Linked DNA regions of Homo sapiens: region 2 is linked to region 1. A link is a loop called in an ENCODE intact Hi-C map of the cell type or tissue named here. Cell type or tissue: tibial artery. All regions are shown on one strand. Each heading gives the region's core, and the rest is flanking DNA. Links, peaks and the distances in the headings are about the cores only. Region 1 holds the start of LINC02917 (long intergenic non-protein coding RNA 2917). Region 2 overlaps LINC02917 (long intergenic non-protein coding RNA 2917).

The links. A loop is a pair of places that touch in the nucleus more often than their neighbours do. Peaks named below come from ENCODE experiments on the same cell type or tissue, not always from the same donor. Only the 100,000 strongest peaks of a DNase experiment are listed, where the experiment ranks them.
Region 2: it touches region 1 in a loop (2.4-fold over the local background); 5 of 110 quality-filtered maps call a loop at or near these places.

Annotation. Positions count from the first base shown.
Region 1 is chr3:152,200,325-152,210,102 of GRCh38, forward strand. LINC02917 (long intergenic non-protein coding RNA 2917) reads right to left here and starts at 5,103. Exons shown (of 3, transcript NR_186000.1): 1 at 5,049-5,103. LOC101928166 (a long non-coding RNA gene) reads right to left here and starts at 5,105. Exons shown (of 3, transcript NR_136178.1): 1 at 5,049-5,105. RefSeq lists a silencer at 2,656-2,950. In tibial artery, for the core only: no CTCF peak of the experiment used is centred there; no DNase peak of the experiment used is centred there; H3K4me3 peaks cover 4,064 bases; H3K27ac peaks cover 8,000 bases.
Region 2 is chr3:152,148,977-152,158,754 of GRCh38, forward strand. It overlaps LINC02917 (long intergenic non-protein coding RNA 2917), which reads right to left. Exons shown (of 3, transcript NR_186000.1): 2 at 2,690-2,978. Among named protein-coding and RNA genes, the nearest start is that of LINC02917, 52 kb to the right of the region's middle. In tibial artery, for the core only: no CTCF peak of the experiment used is centred there; no DNase peak of the experiment used is centred there; H3K27ac peaks cover 7,730 bases.

The sequences.
Region 1 (9,778 bases), core at 1-8,000:
CACCTAGGAATTTAAGAGGTAGGCTGCCACTTGCTGCAGGAAGCTCAGGAGAAACTGATAAAAGTCCTGGACAACAAGTATTAATAGCTTGTTGTAAAAGTATCCAAGGGCTGGCACTTAAGGAAAAGAAAGCCAATATTTATTGGAGGTCTATGATATGCTGTAATTTCTTCTAGGCATCTTTTAAATGTTTTTCTCATTTATCTTCACAATTATTCTATAAGATGGTATTGTTAGTACATTTTACAGATAGGAATCTAAAACTCAGAAACATTAAGAAGCTTGCCTGATGTCACATATCTAGTAAATGTGAGATCTGGGAGCTGAACAGAGGCCTGTCTTTCTCCAGTGACCATTTGGTTTTTGTTATATCACTGGCTTCTGCTCAGCCGCAAAATTGAGAACATGAGAGAACTGTTTCTACATGAAACCCCTCCCTAAGTCTACTTTTCTATCTGAAAAAAGAAATTAGCAAATTCTTTTCAGATAGTCAAATAACAGAACCATTATCATCCTGGAAGACAGACAGTACTTTTAATTATTTTATCAAAATACTCCGGAGAAAGGAAAGTAAAATGCAAAGAGCATAAGTTTTAGCAGCCAACTAAGCTAAATTTAAATCATGGTTTCATTACTTCTTGTCAGTCTGCTTTTCTCAGTAACATACCAGGGTGAGGTAAATTATATCTAAGTAATATGAGAATAAACAGACCTATATGACCCAACTTAAATTTAACTGATATAAATAAAATGTTCAAGCATAATCGCTGCCATATTACAGATGTTATAGAAATATTATTTCCTTCTACCTTTGTCTAAGTTAATATGATAAGCCAAAACACTCAGAAAATGCTCTTACTACTTGTTAGCAACTCACTTTTGTTTTTCTCAGCAGTCCCTTATCTGAACTCTTTTACTTTTGTTTCCTGTTCCATTGGTCTCTTCTGCTTTGCAATGCTTCTAATGCTTCTAATCTTTTACTGAGCAAAAATGCCTTTGTCTCATACTCTCTTATAAAATACATATTAGCCCAGATCCTAACATTCTCTAAAGAAAAGATGCTACTGAATGCAATGTTTAAGTAGCCTGAAATTGCACCTGCATTATCATATTTCATACTTTCATATTTTTGTTTATATTTCTTTGAAATTAGTTTTAGTCTTTCCTGTGTATAAGAATAAATATGCTCATTGTAGGAAATACTAAAAATGCAGAATTTTTGTAAAGTCCTCCAAAATTCTGCAACTCAGAAAAACCTCCACATTGTTAGTATTCTCAAAAAAAATTTTTTTTTTGCAGGCTTCCTTTCACTGGCTTCCTTTCACTGTGTGTGTGTGTGTGTGTGTGTGTGTGTGTGTGTGATCATAATTGGCTTCTAAATGGGTTATTTCACTTGAAATAATACCATATTCTTTTTCTTTTGTCATTAGAAAATAATTTAATAACATAGTTTTTAATGGCTGCATAATAGTTCATCATATAGCTATCCCTGCTTTATTTGTTTATAATCTCTCCTGGGAAAAGCACTGCAATACAAATATCTATTTAAATTGCCATTGCTTGAAAAATAGAACTAATGAGAAAAGACACAATTACAATGCATATTCAGTCTCATAATTACAGAGTTTGTACAGCTGTGGCTTTGGCAACAGAAGAATTAATTAAAATATCAAAAATTCACTATCATTCACTAAGTGACTCATGAATAGTTTTACAAGTTTATATTGTATATTGTTCTTATGAAAATGTTCATTGATATACCATTTTGTTATTGTTAGGAAGGAAATAATTTTCTATAAATATTTGTTGAGTAAACAGAAATAAAAAAGACTTTTGTATCTTTATATTCCTATGGTACTAAAAATATTTTCCAAGAAGGGAAATACCATTTCCTAACATTACACAAAATACATATGATAGATGGACAGAGGTTTATATAGTCATTGAAAGAATATTTCAGATTTTAAATTTTAATTACTTTGTTCATATTCAAATTCCTCTATCAATTCTTTATTCACAGCTGCTATGTGAATCCAAGCAAATTTTTCATCTAGAGACCCTCTCTTGCAAAATCTTTAAAGACAGTTGAACTAAACAATTCTTATGTCCATGTCAGCCCTAAAATCCTACATTTCTGTGTTCTAACAGGTTAATTAATATGGTTTCTAAATCAAAGCATAATAAAATTATATTAGGTACCTTGTTTTTGAGGATGAAAGAGAATATGCTCAAAAAGCTTTATTAATATTTTTCAGGTATACTGCTATATGTCAGCTAAAACTTTGGAAATTAAATAATTACATAAAGTATTATGACTATAACTGCTGATTATATAGAACACATGTAGGCACAAAACATGCATCTAAAAAAGATCTTGCTTACTTAAAAAAAAATCCTGTTTTTAGAGCACTATTTGTTTTGATAAGATAAACCATTTGTGTAAGGCACAATGAATGGCAAAATTCTTTTATCTTATCAAATAGAGGGTTACATAGGAAAGGATGCATTCTCCAGAATTTTGATAGTGTAAAATATTTAATACTGTAAGAGTTCTTAGTGGATCAGTAAAGACATACCATGAAAAGTTATTTTTGAGGAGTACTTAAGCAGTTACAGTGTTATCATATGAAGGCAAATTATAATATTCCTTCTTACTAGCCAGGCCTCCATGTACTTTTTGATCTTTTCCCTAAATGCATTTCATATTCCTTGGTTATATCTGAAGAAAGCCAATACCTTTAGTCCAAACATAGGAGAAAAGTAATCGGGGCTTTCACTGCAATCCAGTAGATGAATACATTATTTATTGATAACCTTTGTTATGTGTACACAGCTGGGGATGGAGGTGTGGTCAAAGTGTGGTAGAGATCACCAGAGGACACTTCAGACACCACTAGGACTGGTATGGCTTTCTCCTCTTCACTCCTGTTTTAAAGATTGCTCAGACTTTTTCAAGAAATGTGTAGAAATATGTTTGAGGCTCAGCATGCTTCTCTTATTTTGCTGATGAAGAGTCTCTGGCATTAGCCAGACTTCTTGGAATAGTAATATTTTTTAATAGCAAACTAACATGTCCTCTAACAAAAACCTTCCCTTCCCACTTTTTTTTAACCAGTTTGCTGAGTATCATGTTAGTATTCACTTTTTTCTTCATAAGAGCCTAAAATGCCTTGCATTTTGGCAAAGTGAATTTATTTTATTTTTTAGCTTCTACATTATTTAAAACAAAAAGTGTCGACTGCTTGAACTTTCATTTTTATATCAATCAATATTTCCTGGTCTCCTTTTCAAACGAGCTGACTTTTCTGAAGATTTTTAAGAGGCCACCTGATTTCAGGAGTAAAAATAAATAAATGAGAAGAAAGTATTTACTATTTTCAACTACATCTGTGGCAAAGAATCAAAATGTGCATATATCCCAACTGCGAAGTATCTCTAGTTAAAATATAAGCTGTTTAACATTAACTTTAATGTTAGCAACCTCACAAATGCCTTCTCTACAAGTCAGGGCCTCACAGAAAGCCATAAAAGGAAAGGAATATAATTTCTCTTGCTGGCACTTACTGAAAAGCTAAAATAGAATAGTAACAGAAATCATATTTGCCAGCCCTAACTGAAGGAATTGTGAAACATCTCAGAAGATTGTAAGTTATTATAAAAATGTTGTAATTACCATGCTATTAACTATGCCTTATAGGAGTTGAAACTTTTGTTTAACCAAAAATTATTTCAAGAACAGACAGCTAATTACTTACATTTAGAAAATATATTGCATACAAAGATATGGAGCATTTTAAAACGTAGCTTTAGGTTGAAATGCAGTAGTCCATTTTTTACTCCCTAATAAGAACTAGGATTTTTGAAATGATATTTTCAAGTATAGTAATAATATCTTTGAAATAATTCACTTATTTTTCCAGTTGCTGGCTTCAAAAGATTTTTAAAAACTGTGTCATTTATTTCATAAATTCTGAATTCTTTAAAGCAAACATGAGTGTGTGAAAGTTAGTTAAAGCACACCTACAGTAAGAAATTACGTGATTCTTACAGTGAGTTATTGCTCTTTTTAAAAGTGATTCATTGACTATGGCTTGGGTAGCTTAACCCTTTGAAGTACACATATCTGCATATACAGATTACACATGTTTTGAAAAAATGAGTAAGTTTTGAATTACAGGTATGTATGTGGAATTGTGAGGTCAATACAGAAAGTTTGGATAAAATGCCACTTTGGCAGAACGCTAAAGATTAGTGTCAGCTGTGGGATCTTTTTGTTGATGTAATAATGCACATTTCAGTTCACCTTAAACAATGACTATCTTGACTACTGTATTATGTCATTATATACTGCATTTATGGCTCTTTCAGGAATAATTGTGAAAGCTTTATTGAATTATTTTTCATTTCTTTTCTAATTACAATTTTCAATTTATGTCATATCCAAGGGAACATAACAAGAAACTAAATCAATTTATTTCTCTGTGTTTCTTTTTTAATAAAAAGAAAACTAAGCTTTTCTGATTTTTTTCTGAAATTGCTTTTTTATGCTTTCTTAAAAACAAATTTATCTTTAAATTTAAATTCAAATATGAAACCCCTTGCCAAGATACATGTTTAGCTTTTTTTTTCCTTCAGAGAATTTTTTTCCTGGTAAGAATAATTTATATGGCTGAGGCTTTAGTCCCAAAACAGTTTTAAATTGAAAAAAAAGTGGCTTTTAAGAAACCGAAATGCCCATTTTTTGTCTTAAATGAGTCTACCAATGCCTCCTTTCTCCTTTCCTCCACTATCCTCCCTCACTCACACTTCAACAAGTATACCCCCACACTATTTTTCACACTGTTTCTTCCCTAGAGTAAGTCCTTTTCAGGCTACCTGGTGGTTTGTCCACAGCCTAGGCAATGCAAATATCACCCAAATGAGTCCCTGAGATACATGTTAATAGAAGCTATACAATGTAATGTTAAGAACCAGTTGGCTTCTCTGTCTCCAAATACTGATCTAATACATGTTTGCAGATTAGATTTACAATGGATGAATTTACATACAGTTCTGTGCTCTGTAGAGAAATGTAGTTGCTTTAGAGTCGGAACGGCAAAATGTGGCTCTTCTGAACCTAGAAGAGAAAATTCTGACCCCTCCTCCTTCCCCATTTTAATGGTTTGACTAACCACAGACAAACACCCTTAGCATATTTGGGGAAGTAAGTTGTTATTTTATCGGTTTGAGGACTTCTCTAAACTTATCTTTTATATGCTCTCCAGCCCTAGGCTGTGATGTTTTCTGGTTGTCTTTAAATATCTGAAGAGGCAAAAGCTCTTGCTCTCAGTTCTTATTAACTTCTCGTCACAACAGGAATAGTCTGTTAATCTAATTTGCCTATAAACTTATTTTTTTCTTTCCTTGGTTTTCTACCCATAACATTCCCCAACTTAATTTGCTGCTTGGAACTTCTATATTGAAGACCACCCATTTCCTTATCTATTACCTGCTCATTCTTCACTGTGTCTATGGATATATCTGATGCTCTCTATTCTTAAAAGGATGAGAAAATAAGAAATAGGAAGAAACTGAGGGGTTGTTTTAAAACTCAACCAATAAATTATTGACATTACACCTAGCTGATACAAATCTATACACTCGTGGGTTCAAGAAATTTCATTTTCTTTTACGATCACGATTTAAAAGTGTAATTCTAACTCTGAGACATCTTCCCATTGGGATGACAGGAAATTCAATCCCAGGCACTCTCGGTACTCCCCATCTTCTCTCCCTCCTCTTCCCCCAGGCCCAGAGTGTTAAGGAATAGAAGTCACAAATATGATGTGGAAACAGTAAAAGGTGGCACCTTTTCAAGATTGTGCCCCTCCTCTACATAGGCCCATCTGATTTCTGATCTTGCTTGGACAGATCTTCTGTATTTTCAACAGAAGGCATAAATGTGAATTTTTATGTGAATTCTCTCAAATTATAAATATTTATTTAAATGATGCCATTTAAAAATATATAGCTTTAAGCCAATTCAGCCCATTGGCCACCATTTTACAACTTCTATCTTGGACATGGTAAGTGCCATAAGGGCACTTGCCATCAGGCTGCTTCGGCCTTTCTGCCCTGCGTGAAGGCAAGGGTCGGCCTGGCTATCTGTCTGATAACTTTTCAGAGCCCAGGGGCTCAGGGGAGATGCTCACTTAGATAGCCTCTACCCTAACATTTGGTGATTATCATTTATTACAGAGTACTTTGTGCTTCAGGAGTTCTCTAGTTCTAAAGGTTATTTGCACAAGCAAAACAATAAAAAATTAATTACACCAAATAGTAGGCATTGCATGGTTCTTATCAGGTGAAACTAGAGGAAGTATTTGGCATGTTTCTTTATTCTTTGCAGAGATTCCATAATTCCAACACTATGAGGAATATATTGGTAAAAGGAGAGAAGCTGGTGTCTGGCCCCCTAATACATGATGTGCTTCAAAAGTCCAGGCATGAGCAAATAGAAGATGTGTGAATCTGGACATGGATAAGGGAAAGAATGGAAAATAAAATTGCAAGAGATGATGTAGAGTAAACTGGATAGGATTTGGTACCAAAGATATAGACAGTGATTGGAGGAGGGCAGAGTAGACACAGATGTCTACAGTTTAAGGACTCTATGGATAAGAGGATGAATTTTCCCTTCAACAAAATATTGACTAATGCCAAATTAGTTTCAGATGATCTATAATCAGTTCTATTTTCAACAAATCAGATCATGACTCTCCGCATCTTAAAAGTTTCCATTGGCTCTCTGATACAAATGGGACACATTTTAGCCTCTTCTACTTGGTCTAAAAAGTCCTTTAACATACAACCTCAAACTGCCTCTCTAGTCCTTACATAGCACCCTGAATGCTCAATATTCTACATCTGCTCAAACACACTATTTTTTTCTTTGTTGTTTCTAAAACATGCCAGGCAAATGTCACAAGTATGTTGTATTCTCTGTTAAATTGGCAGAATAAGTTTATTTAAATCAGTTTGTGCCTAAAACAGCTCTCATTTTAGCTCTTGCCTATCTTTCCCCTACCCAGATCCTTTGAAAACAACTTGAGATAGTGTACAGAATTATGGTCGTCCAATAGGTTTTTACTTTCTTAAGACTGATTATTTCAGTGAAAATAAAAATTCTCTACCATTCTTACCAATTAAGTCACTTTGAACAAGTGACTGACTGTTTTTTTTTTAAGTTTGGGGTGCTAATTGTGAACATTAAATAAGACCATGTTTGTACATTAGATAGTCAAAAAATGTTAGATTCCAATTAACTGATCAGCAATTTGGCCAAAAGGAAATTGAGGCCACAAAAATACAGGAAATGGGAAAAGGGAGTGAAGGGTAGAAGAAAAAAAGAGGAAATATAGATAGTTGTATCCCTCCAACAAAGTCCCTTTAGATACTGTTTACTGGTAGACAGTAAATAGGCTCTTCCTAGAAAATTTAAAACATATATTTGTTAATTTATCAAGTGCTAGAAGTATAAATTTACTTAGTAAAATACTACTTCTATTAAAAAATTAGATAGCTTTGTAGATAACTTATAAAAATACTTGATTCTCATTATCTATTGTGTCAACAAATCTTTAAAATGAGTACCATTCCCTGTCAAAATCACACTAATGCCATATTTTTGCATAAAGTAAACATTCCTGATGACAGATGGAGGGCAATAAATATGCTTGAGAAAATACCTTATATTTCAGCCGGCCACAGTGGCTCACGCCTGTAATCCCAACACTTTAGGAGGTCGAGGCGGGCAGATCATGAGGTCAGGAGATGGAAACCATCCTGGCCAACATGGTGAAACACCATCTCTACTGAGAACACAAAAATTAGCTGGGTGTGGTGGCACATGCCTGTAATACCAGCTACTCCAGAGGTTGAGGCACGAGAATCGCTTGAACTTGAGGGGTGGAGGTTGCAGTAAGCTGAGATCATGCCACTGCACTCCAGCTTGGTGACAGAGGGAGACAGTCTCAAAAAAAAAAAATTACATTTCTATTCTTCCCAAAAGACATCTCAAAGGTGAACTGTGAATGAAAATCATTTTCTACAGCAGTGATATGGTCTGGCTCTGTGACCCCACCCAAATCTCATCTCCAATAGTAACCCCCACATGTGGAGGGAAGGACCTGGTGGGAGGTGATTGGCTCATGGGGATGGTCTCCCCCATGCTATTCTCGTGATAGTGAATGAGTTCTCACAAGATCTGATGGTTTAAAAATGTGGAACTTCTCTCTTTCTCTCTCTCCTGCTGCCATGTAAGACCTGCTTTGCTTCCCCTTTGCCTTCTGATATGATTGTAAGTTTCTTGAGGCCTCCAGAGACATGTGAAACTGTGAACCAGTTAAACTTTTTTTCTTTATAAATTATCCAGTCTCAAGTAGTTTTTTATAGCAGTGTGAATGTGGACTAATACAAGCGGTAAGCTGGATTTTGAGATAACTGACAGGAAGAAGTTTGGCTGGTAAAATGAACACTGTACTTCTGATACCCTTGGTTGTTTTCAGCTACCATCAGTTATAAGACTTCAGAAAGGTCTTGTTTGTGCCTGTCTTCAGAAAAAATAAAGAAAAGAAGGGAGAGAAAGAAGGGCAGGAAGGAGGAAGATAGGCTATATTGCCTTTGGTCTGGAATTTCAGCCACAATTCCAGCCTTGTATTTGCTAAACACCTGTTTCTGGCCCTCTAGTTTAATTCTCCTGCTGTCCTAACCACTTAATGCTAGATCCATCTTTGTTCTCTCATCTCTGACATTGAACTTGGCTGAAATTTGTCATACTCTATTCTCTTTCCCATAAAGGTAGTCTGTGTTCATTCCTAGCAAATGACTGTCTTGTGCCAAAGGTCATCCACCATTTAGTCAAGCTTCCCCACCTCAACAGAGTCTAGAGAATTAGATTCACAAATCCTCCCACTTATACCTCTATCGCTACTGTGCAACTCCCCATTCTATTCATAAAACTGGCTACTCATAAGAAGAATATCTTTAGGAAATGGTTTGTGGCTGTGGAAAGCTCAGAGATAGCCCTCTGGCTCAAAGGAAGAGTTAATTTAAGTCACTTCAAACAGATTACGTATCTGTTTTTTCCCTCTCTGTCTCCCCAATCCATTTTCTATGATTAGAAAATAATGTTTAAAAGTGATTTGTGATTCAGCTCTTGCTGCAAAGTGGGTATTTGTAGTTACAACTACAAATTGGCTTAACCAATTAAAGTCTTTGTGCAAAAAACCTTGAGATGAGAAGGTGCTTACACTGACAAACCAGTCAAGATAAAGCTTTTCAAAGCATCTGTCAGGAGGAGACATATGGAGTGAACACTGCAAATGAGGACAGCTAACTTGTCCTTGTCCTTCTCCTGTCTTTTCACTTTTCAGAAAGGTTCAGAGAAAGAAGGTACACAACTTTCACTATAATTCATTCCAGTGATTCTCCTAACATTGCGGCTAGGAAGTTTAGTTCTTTTAAGCGCGCATCTCCTTTTTTCCTATAGCCATTTAGATCCATTTACCTTTCTGCTGAATTCAATGGCAGCTGTTCAGTCCTCCGGTGTACCTGTTTCATAGTCTTTGCTAGTGTTTGATGTACTTACTATGTCTAGTTTATATCAACTTGTTCCTTTTGACTCATTTCCTTAGGTACAGTCTCAAGGTTTTCATCACTGTTCAGTTTTCAAGATGTTCATTGTAGTGATCTGTGTCCTTATCTGTATCAACGTAGGATTTAGTTTGCATACATTAAT
Region 2 (9,778 bases), core at 1,126-9,125, 50 kb before region 1:
AATTTTAAAATAGATAATCTATTGAATTTCACCTATGAAATTGTGTTTTTATGAAATTTTTGCTTTTCTTTAGCCCTCTAGGGTACATGAATGCAGTTTCCAATTGGGTGTGAGATACACTGCTAGTTGACCATGCAATATCCATTCAACCTTTCATCCTTATGAACAGAAGAGAAAATGGAGAAATTAACACAGAAAAGAAAAATGCATAGAAAGAATCAACAAAGCCAAAAACATATTACTATTTTTTTGGGAAAACTAGCAACTTTAACAAAGAAGAAAGAGAAAGAGAAGGAGGAGAAGGAAAGGGAGATCGAGGAGGTAGTGAGAAAAAGAGGTAGGGAAGCTTAAATAATTAACTTTAACAACAAAAGAGACATAACGGATGCAGAAATTTTTAAAGATAATATAAAGATGTTATGAAGAGCTTTATGCCAGTAAATTTGAAAACTTACATAAATTGGTCAAATTCCTGGGAACTGAATTAAAAAAGAAAGAAAATACCATAGTCCCATAACCATTAAAGTGTTTGAATCCCTAGTGAAAAATCTTCTGACAAAACAAAAACAAAACTAAAACAAATTCAGATATGGCTTTTCCAGCAAGTTCTACCAAACACTTTAAAAAAAGAATGAAAAAAAGAAAACCTACAATCTTAGACACACTGTGTCAAAGTATATAGAAAAGAAGGAAACATTTCAGTAAGGACAGCATGGGTTCAAGGAGACAGGAATTTAGCTCCACCTCTTGTGCAAAGAACAGTAAAAAATCCGTAGTTCATCTTTAATCTACCACAAAGTGGTTTTCTAAAGCATTGTTACAAGAAGGAGAGTCTTACTGGATCCTTTCACCTCTAAGAAAAAAAAAAAAAAAAGAGCAAAGTAGAAGTATGCTTATATACAGCAGTAGAAATTTAAACTTATGTATAATTTATTAATGGTGTTCTAAAATGAAATATTCAAACAATGAAATGACTAATATATAGATTATGGAGGGTAAGGGGCCAAACTACACATATATTGGAGGGAATTCACTCTCATTCTACATGTCTTAACTTGTACTGTCGTCATATGGATTCTTTCTGTGCTTTGCAATCTTTGCCTTTGCTAAGTTAGCAAATTCTTTTTAGGAAAAAAATGTGTGTATTTCCACATAAGAATACTTTTTATGTAAGTCTTTAACACATTTACATAGGTTTTTATTTTCTGTTTTAGAGATTGTTTTACACACAATAGACATTCAGTATTTGTTGAAATTAATGAAAGAATAGAGAAACATGAAAAGGGTCTGAGAAGACAATAATCTGCTTTGTAATTTATAGACAGCAATTAGGTCAAACAATTATAATAATGATGATGACAAAGAACAATATCTGAGGTACACGCAAAACCTGATGAGGGTTATTTGCCAGTTTTCCTGGCTATTTCTACACCCCTTGATCTCTAGTGAATGTTTCTACTTATAACTACACATTCTGTAAGCTTCACCTGCTGTATTTCAATCAACACTGTAAAAAATGAGGAGAGTCTTCTTGCTTCAAATTTGGTTTTTAGTTAATTACGTGATGTGTATATGATTTTCGTTACCTTTTCTGTATAGAAATCAGGAGAATCGAAAGTATGTTGATGGTGGAATTGTGGTATGACATTTTTACTGACTACTACTCATAAAAGTTTTATCTATGATCTCTATGGGTCGTTCCTGGCTTTTGAAAATTTATTTCAAGGAAGAGTTTTTGGAAATGAATTATAAGTATACAGTGTGCAATCTTATGTATTTGCAACTGTCTAAAATGTTATGATACCTTCCTTCCTCCTTGCAATCTGGCATTCATCCATTCAAGACATTTTAATTGAACTCTTACAATATTCTTAATACTATGATAAGCCTTGAAGGTAAACTGTGACTAAAAATGTTGCCAGATAAAATACAGGATTCCCAGTTAAATTTGAATTTTAGATAAACAGCATTCTTGTACTAAAAATTATTCTATGTTTATCTGAAATTCAAATTTAGCTGAGTGTCCTGTAATTTTTTGTTTACTTGTTTGTGATAAATACGGCAGCCCTAGTAAATACAGCCCCGATTTACTCTAACTTACTTTCCAGTTGGCAAGGAAGGCACTAATCAAATAATCCTCCAGATAAATGAAAAATTGCAACTGAGATAAGTATGAACAAGAATAAATTCAAAGCTGAAGAAGAAAAAAATAATTGGGAGATAAACCTGGTCAGAAAGGGGACTTCAAAGGAGACTTCTCTGTGGAAGGGTCGATGGATCCCAAATACAGCCGGGAAGGAAAGAGATGCTCTAGCACTTTTTCTTTAAATGACAGTTTTATATTCAACTTTAATGTTACAAGCAGTAGAAAGCCTAGCTGCTCACAAAGACGCAGAAAACATTCAAAGCCTTGTTTCAGGACCCACCCGCAGTCTTTCCAATTTGCCATCTGACTCATAATGAAGCCAGAGGCTGCAAGTTTTAGATGTATGCAAAAGTGGTACATTTCAATATTCAATTCCAATTAATGTGGACATTTTCTGGGGTCGGAGAAGGAAAGGTTATTTGTCCTATTAGGCCTCTGGCCCTTGCGCCTACCAGAAATGAGAGGAACCATGCCTGTTTTTAAATAGCAGGGAAAACTTTTTCAGCACAGGCTGGTGGGAAAGACGCAAATCTCTCTACTCACCTGGGAGTTGTCAGACAGGAGTGCTGAAAGTGACTACACCCTGCAGTGCCTCTGGCAGGATTAGGGCTCTCGAACTTTCCCAGTGGCCCAGCTTGTGATTCCTTCTTGCTTTCCAAATTTCCATATGCATGCAATATTTAAAAATGGTCTTGGACAGTTTGTATTAATTACTTAGCTTTTGAATATGCTCATTGTTTAACATCATTATAATAATAGTCCTACCTCAGGTTTATATGTTTATGCCCATATATTTGGGTTCCTTTAATTATCTTATTCATCTTTATGATGTCTGCAAAATAAAAGGGGAATGAGTGTTATTATACCAATTTTTATGGACACGGGAACCTGAGCATAGTCTCTACATGAGTTGCCAAAGTCATTTTTCTGACACAATCCACAACTGGACTGACTGCTTATCTAGACTCTTAGCTTTGTCTGGAGCTGTATCAAGTTAGTTAAAGGTGCAAAGTCCAAGTTTATTGACTGAAAAAAAAAACAAAAACAAAAATAAAAAAATCTTTAAAAGATAGCACTGACTGGCCGCGGTGGCTCACGCTTGTAATCCCAGTGAGAGGTGACAGCGTGCTGGCAGTTCTCACAGCCCTCACTCGCTCTCGGCGCCTCCTCTGCTTGGGCTCCCACTTTGGCGGCACTTGAGGAGCCCTTCAGCCCACCGCTGCACTGTGGGAGCCCCTTTCTAGGCTGGCCAAGGTCAGAGCCGGCTCCCTCAGCTTGCAGGGAGGTGTGGCGGGAGAGGCGCCAGCCGGAACCGGGGCTGCGCGCGGCGCTTGCGGGCCAGCTGGAGTTCCGGGTGGGCGTGGCCTTGGCGGGCCGCGCACTCTGAGCAGCCGGCCTGCCCTGCAGGCCACGGGCAATGAGGGGCTTAGCACCCGGGCCAGCGGCTGCGGAGGGTGTACTGGGTCACCCAGCAGTGCCAGCCCACCTGGCGCTGCGCTCAATTTCTCACTGGGCCTTAGCTGCCTTCCCGCGGGGCAGGACTCGGGACTTGCAGCCCGCCATGCCTGAGCCTCCCACCCCCTCCATGGGGCTCCTGGGCGGCCCGAGCCTCCCCGAGGAGCGCCACCCCCTGCTCCACGGCGCCCAGTCCCATCGACCACCCAAGGGCTGAGGAGTGCGGGCGCAAGGCACCTGGACTGGCAGGCAGCTCCACCTGCAGCCCCGGTAAGGGATCCACTGGGTGAAGCCAGCTGGGCTCCTGAGTCTGGTGGGGACGTGGAGAACCTTTATGTCTAGCTCAGGGATTGTAAATACACCAGTCAGCACCCTGTGTCTAGCTCAAGGTTTGTGAATGCACCAGTTGACACTCTGTATCTAGCTACTTTGGGGCCTTGGAGAACCTTTATGTCTGGCTCAGGGATTGTAAATACACCAATCGGCACTCTGTATCTAGCTCAAGGTTTGTAAACACACCAATCAGCAGCCTGTGTCTAGCTCAGGGTTTGTGAATGCACCAATTGACACTCTGTATCTAGCTACTCTGGTGGGGCCTTGGAGAACACTTTGTGTCCACACTCTGTATCTAGTTAATCTAGTGGGGATGTGGAGAACCTTTGTGTCTAGCTCAGGGATTGTAAACGCACCAATCAGCGCCCTGTCAAAACAGACCACTCAGCTTGCTGTAAAATGGACCAATCAGCAGGAGGTGGGTGGGGCCAGATAAGAGAATAAAAGCAGGCTGCCCGAGCCAGCAGTGGCAACCCGCTAGGGTCCCCTTGCACCCTGTGGGAGCTTTTTCTTTAACTCTTTGCAATAAATCTTGCTACTACTCACTTTTTAGGTCCCCACTGCTTTTATGAGCTGTAACACTTGCCGCCAAGGTCTGCAGCTTCACTCCTGAAGCCAGCGGGACCACGAGCCCACTGGGAGGAACGAACAACTCCAGAGGCCCTGCTTTAAGAGCTGTAACACTCCCCGCCAAGGTCTGCAGCTTCACTCCTGAGCCAGCGAGACCATGAACCCACCAGAAGGAAGAAACTCCCAACACATCCGAGCATCAGAAGGAACAAACTCCAGACGCGCCACTTAAGAGCTGTAACACTCACTGCGAGGGTCCGTGGCTTCATTTTTGAAGTCAGTGAGACCAAGAACCCACCAATTCCGGACACACCGGCACTTTGGGAGGCTGAAGCAGGAGGATCACGAGGTAAGGAGTTCGAGACCAGCCTGGCCAACACAGTGAAACCCTGTCTCTACTAAAAATACAAAAATTAGCTGGGCGTGGTGGTGGGTGCCTGTAATCCCTGCTACTCAGGAGGCTGAGGCAGGAGAATTGCTTGAACTTGGGAGGGGGAGGTTGCAGTGAGCCGAGATCATACCACCACACTCCTGCCTGGGCGACTGGGTGAGACTCCATCTCAAAAAGAAAAAGGAAGGAAAAGATAGTACTAAATATAGATAAAGAAGTCACAAAATATGCAACCAGTTAGATTAAACTCATCAAAAGTAAACTGACGCATAAAACTATTTTTTAAATCCCACCTATTAAATTGTGAAGTTATATGATTGCCATTATCATGGTAAACAGAATTATTATTAACTGCAACACTTTAGATCCCAGAGGTGGCATATGCTCTCAATTTTACCAATAAAAAAATCTGCAAGTGTGGAAATAAGTAGGTTTTTTCCTCCAAAGATTATTAAGTATTTTTGAATTATAATAGAACAGTGTATACCTTCACATTAACCCATGCCTGAGGAGACAGAAAATGAAAATAAGGTGTATCTTTAATATCTCAGCCTCTTTTTATAGTACTTTATTTCTGAATAACATTATTTTTTATAATTATATATATATTTTATTTTATGGTGGTTTAATTTATGTGCTTTTGGCTCAGAACTGATGTACATATCAAATGTATAAAAGATCTATGGATTTCATAGTTATATAATGCTGTATTTTTTTAAGCAAAGGCTTTATTTTTTCTAGGAAAATTTAGAAACAGTAATACATGTAGTCTTTCAAAAGAGCAAGATTTAATTTTTTCCATTTTTTAAAGGCTAGAGAATTTCCTCCTTATTACTGAAAACTCTACTATTGAAAGCTCCTCTTCATATGTAGGTTTCTATCTTGTTTCTGAGGAAAATAAACAGGTAATTTCAAAAAAGAATGATTATTTGCAGGGCACTGAACCTCAAAAATGATTTTACGCTTTCTAAAACTACCTGTGTTCTTCAATACTGCCCCAGACACTGGAGCAGAAGGAGCTCCAGGGCCTCCTCTGCAGTCAAAGCGACCCCACTTTTATCTGTACCAAGAAAGGTTTCAAATAAAAAGTGTTCCCCTAAAAGAAGCACCATTAAAAATTTCAGGGCAGAAGTATATCTCCCAGGTGTTATCAGATCATGTGTGTGACTTTTTCAATCTGCTCATGAGACAGGCCTACCAGACTTTGAAATTACTTCAAACTTGAGGATCCTTTTGATAATGAACACATCTGTGATTTATGAGAATGTGGTTGTACTTCATGGACTGCGATTTTTTTTAAGCATGGTATAGAGCTACTACCTACCATCTCTGCAGATTGTACAGAATTATCTGTGGCAGGATGCGGAAGATGCAGAGCACCTCAGCCCTAACTTTGTGACCAGCTAAAAGGGTTCCAGAAACTTTACATAAGCAATTCCAGTCAATCCTTGCTGTTATCCCGTAACATATTTTGGTAATAATCCTATTACTATTTTCAGACCCTTCTAGAATTAAATCACTTCTGTGACTGGATGGTCGTGGAATCTGTGATATTTAACACTACCTCTCTCTTCCTACCACTTAAACTCATTGCAAAGAACAGAAAAAGTGACTCAATTCTGAATAATTAGTTCTTTATAAGATATGCTGTCACATAGGAAGAATAATATTTTAGATGTTTTTACTAATTCATAAGACATTTCTAATAGGCAGCACTGCGGTAATATGCTTACTAAGTTCCAGTTTTGTTTGACCTGCCAGAAGTAAATTGTTCCTGTAAAGTTTTAATAATCCATGACATGTAACTCAGGATTTTTTCTAAAGGTTGTCATTATTAGCACTTATATAAATCCAGAAAACATTTTAATGTAAGTTAAGAGCCATTAGGACCTAGGAGGAAAAACGACTCTTAGGGCATTCCTGACATTCAGCGAGGATATTTTGAAACAATAATTCCTCCAGACTAACAGGCAGAACCCACTGCAGCCCTATGCTGTGGTGTCTGGAAAAATTCTTTTCATTAGTTCTGTAGATCACAACAGAAGGGGCCTTTCTCACACAGAGACATCTACTCAGCTTGCTTAGTTTTTGATCTCCTTTCTTCAATTCAGATGGATTTTGTAGGAACTTGCCATGTGTCACACTTTACCTTATAAACAGTAATGTATCTTTGGAACAACTCCAAAGAAACTATGAGAACATGTGAAATAGACTAGAGTTTATTTCAAGAAAGGTGCTTTGTAATTATGAAGTGTTATGATATGTTGTATGCTATAAACATCTGAACACATTCTGAAGTTGTAGATGTTCATTTCTTTGGAGTGTGAGACTGCCATACTCACCTTAATAACTCATAATAATCCTGTAGATATTAATATTTACCCTATTCCATTGACTATTATTTTCATTGAAGGTGTGTTTTCAGTCCGAGAAAAAAATAAAAATGACAAACCAGACATTCCCATTTTACATAAAATCATGGTGTTAAAATGAATCAACCATAGAAAGATATTATTTATAAAACCTCTGAATTGTTCTAGATAGAGAGATCCAAAAAGAAAAATCAGACAAGTCATGAAAATAACACTCAACTAATATTCTAAGGCCCAAAGAGAATTGACTTGGGTGATTTAGGGTGCTCTATATTACATTTCTGTATCTGTTGGATTTAGGTTTTTTGCCAAAAGTATCTATTAGAGGCAACTCTTGTGATTTCTTAGTTTTAGTGACTTGGGAATAGGAAAGTAGTAGAAGTAGTGGGAGATAATGTCAGCCTTGGTTAAAAATTCTAAAATCTAATAAATGGAAACAAAGCAGTTTTTGAAAATTATGCCTAAGGCCAATTTTTTTATTATGAATGAAATAAGTAACTTCAGTGAAAGTTTTGTAAAGTATTCAAAATGTTTTCTTGATGTAGTTAGCTTCTTGAGAATTTATGTATTTATTGTTGTTGTTATTTTACTCTATTTTTTGATTGCTGGTTTGTTTGTTTCCTTTGAATCAAGATTATATGCTGAATCTCAATGATGGTAAGCCATGAGATTTAGAGAGCTGTACCACGAGCAATCTGATTTACCCAGTTTCCAGAATGTTTGCCTGTTTGCAGCAGTCTGCCTCAATACTGAAGTTTAGCATACTTGAAAATTGCAAACCTTTAGCTAAAAATAACCATTACACATTCTCACGTTGAAAGGTAAGCCTGGGTATTGAAACAGTCATTAGTGTAGAGAAGGGGTGCCTCAAAAATACTCAAACAGCCCTTTCAAACAGTCCATTATTTCTAACTTTTCTATTCCTGTCATCACTACCAGTATCTCCCAGATGACAGAGCTTATAATGCAAAGGGTTAATTCCCTACGTTGCTTGGTCTCCTAAGCAATCAGTTACTTTTCTTTTTTAGTTGTTTCCAAATTAGCCTAATCTTTATCACTTCTTTTTCATAATATTGTAATAGACTAATTGTGTTCCCTGTCTATCTCTTTTGACCAAAGGGAAAAGTTTTGCTTGCTGATGTTACAGTGATAAGAAAGGAAAGAAAGAAAAAGAGAGAAAGAAAGGAAGGAAGGAAGGGAAAGAAAGAAAGGAAAGAAAGAAAGAAAGAAGAAAGAAAAAGAAGGAAGAAAGGAAGGAAGGAAGAAAGAGAGAGAGAAGGAGGAAAGAGAGAAAGAGAAAATGTTGTTTGAGGTCCTAATAAAGTCCTCAGTCTAGTATTCATACATTTTATCTCTCCAAGCCTGACTCTGTGATCTTTACAGCTGTCATACCTCCTCATCTTACACTCATTTCTGTTTTTTCTTGCTTTTGTTCTTACCTTCTACACCTTTGAATGTTCAGCTTCTCTCTGTAATCAAAATTCTAAAATGCTAAGGTTCAAGTAGAGTTAAACTTTTCCCCGAAGCCTTCTTCAAAAATTTACCCTCAAGAATCTTTTCTGTACTATTTCCAGGACATTTTATGACATGGATAGTGTCAATATACCTCATATTTACTAGTTTTCTGTATTTAAGTTAAATTAGGGATAAGCTGATTCTTATATGTTTTTCTATTCCACAAATTAGTTTTCTAAATTACAGTTTATGACTCATTTATAAAATCAATTTAGTTCACCAAGAAGTTTATTTTTTCCAATGAAATAGATATGAATAGAAAATACCAGAGAGTGGTACATGGAGTAAAGATGAATATTGATTTGTAACTCTTTTGTTTTTGTTTTTTTCTTGTATGTGTATGCACACTCTTCTGTTTTGCATCCCGATGTACAAATGTATTTTTTTTACCATGAATCATGGTCGTAAATATTTTTTAAACTTTACGAAAATTATGTCTGTACTCACTCATTCATATGTACAGTTATTCATGCATTCAACATGTTGAGTATGCTGGAAAAATAAAACATAATAAAATAGTCTCTATCTTGGAGGACCTAGGATTCTCTTAGGATAGATTGATAGGTACACAAACAATTGGAGATGATGTGCCTAAATTCTGATATGCAGAGAACAGATAATTCTCTGGGAAGATGAAAGAAGTAATAGCAGTTTCTTAAGTGTCTCTTGTTGGCACTTATTCTTCATTTTCCTAGTCAGAAATCAGCATGCTACATTTTAATTTAAATACTGTAAAGATATTTGTTTAATGCCTAGTTTCTTCTCTTTTAAATGAATTATATGGTTATTGACAAGTAATGAAGTTTAAATGAATTATATGGTTATTGACAAGTAACAAAGCTATCATATAATATAAAATTCTGTTTGGGCAGGTTGCAAAAATAATAAAGCCTCTTCAACAGGCTTGAACTATTTTTTTTAAATGATAGATTCATACTTCAGACAAGCTGTATCTACTTAAAGGAAGAAGTTTCTGTGGAAAAAAATTGGCCTTCG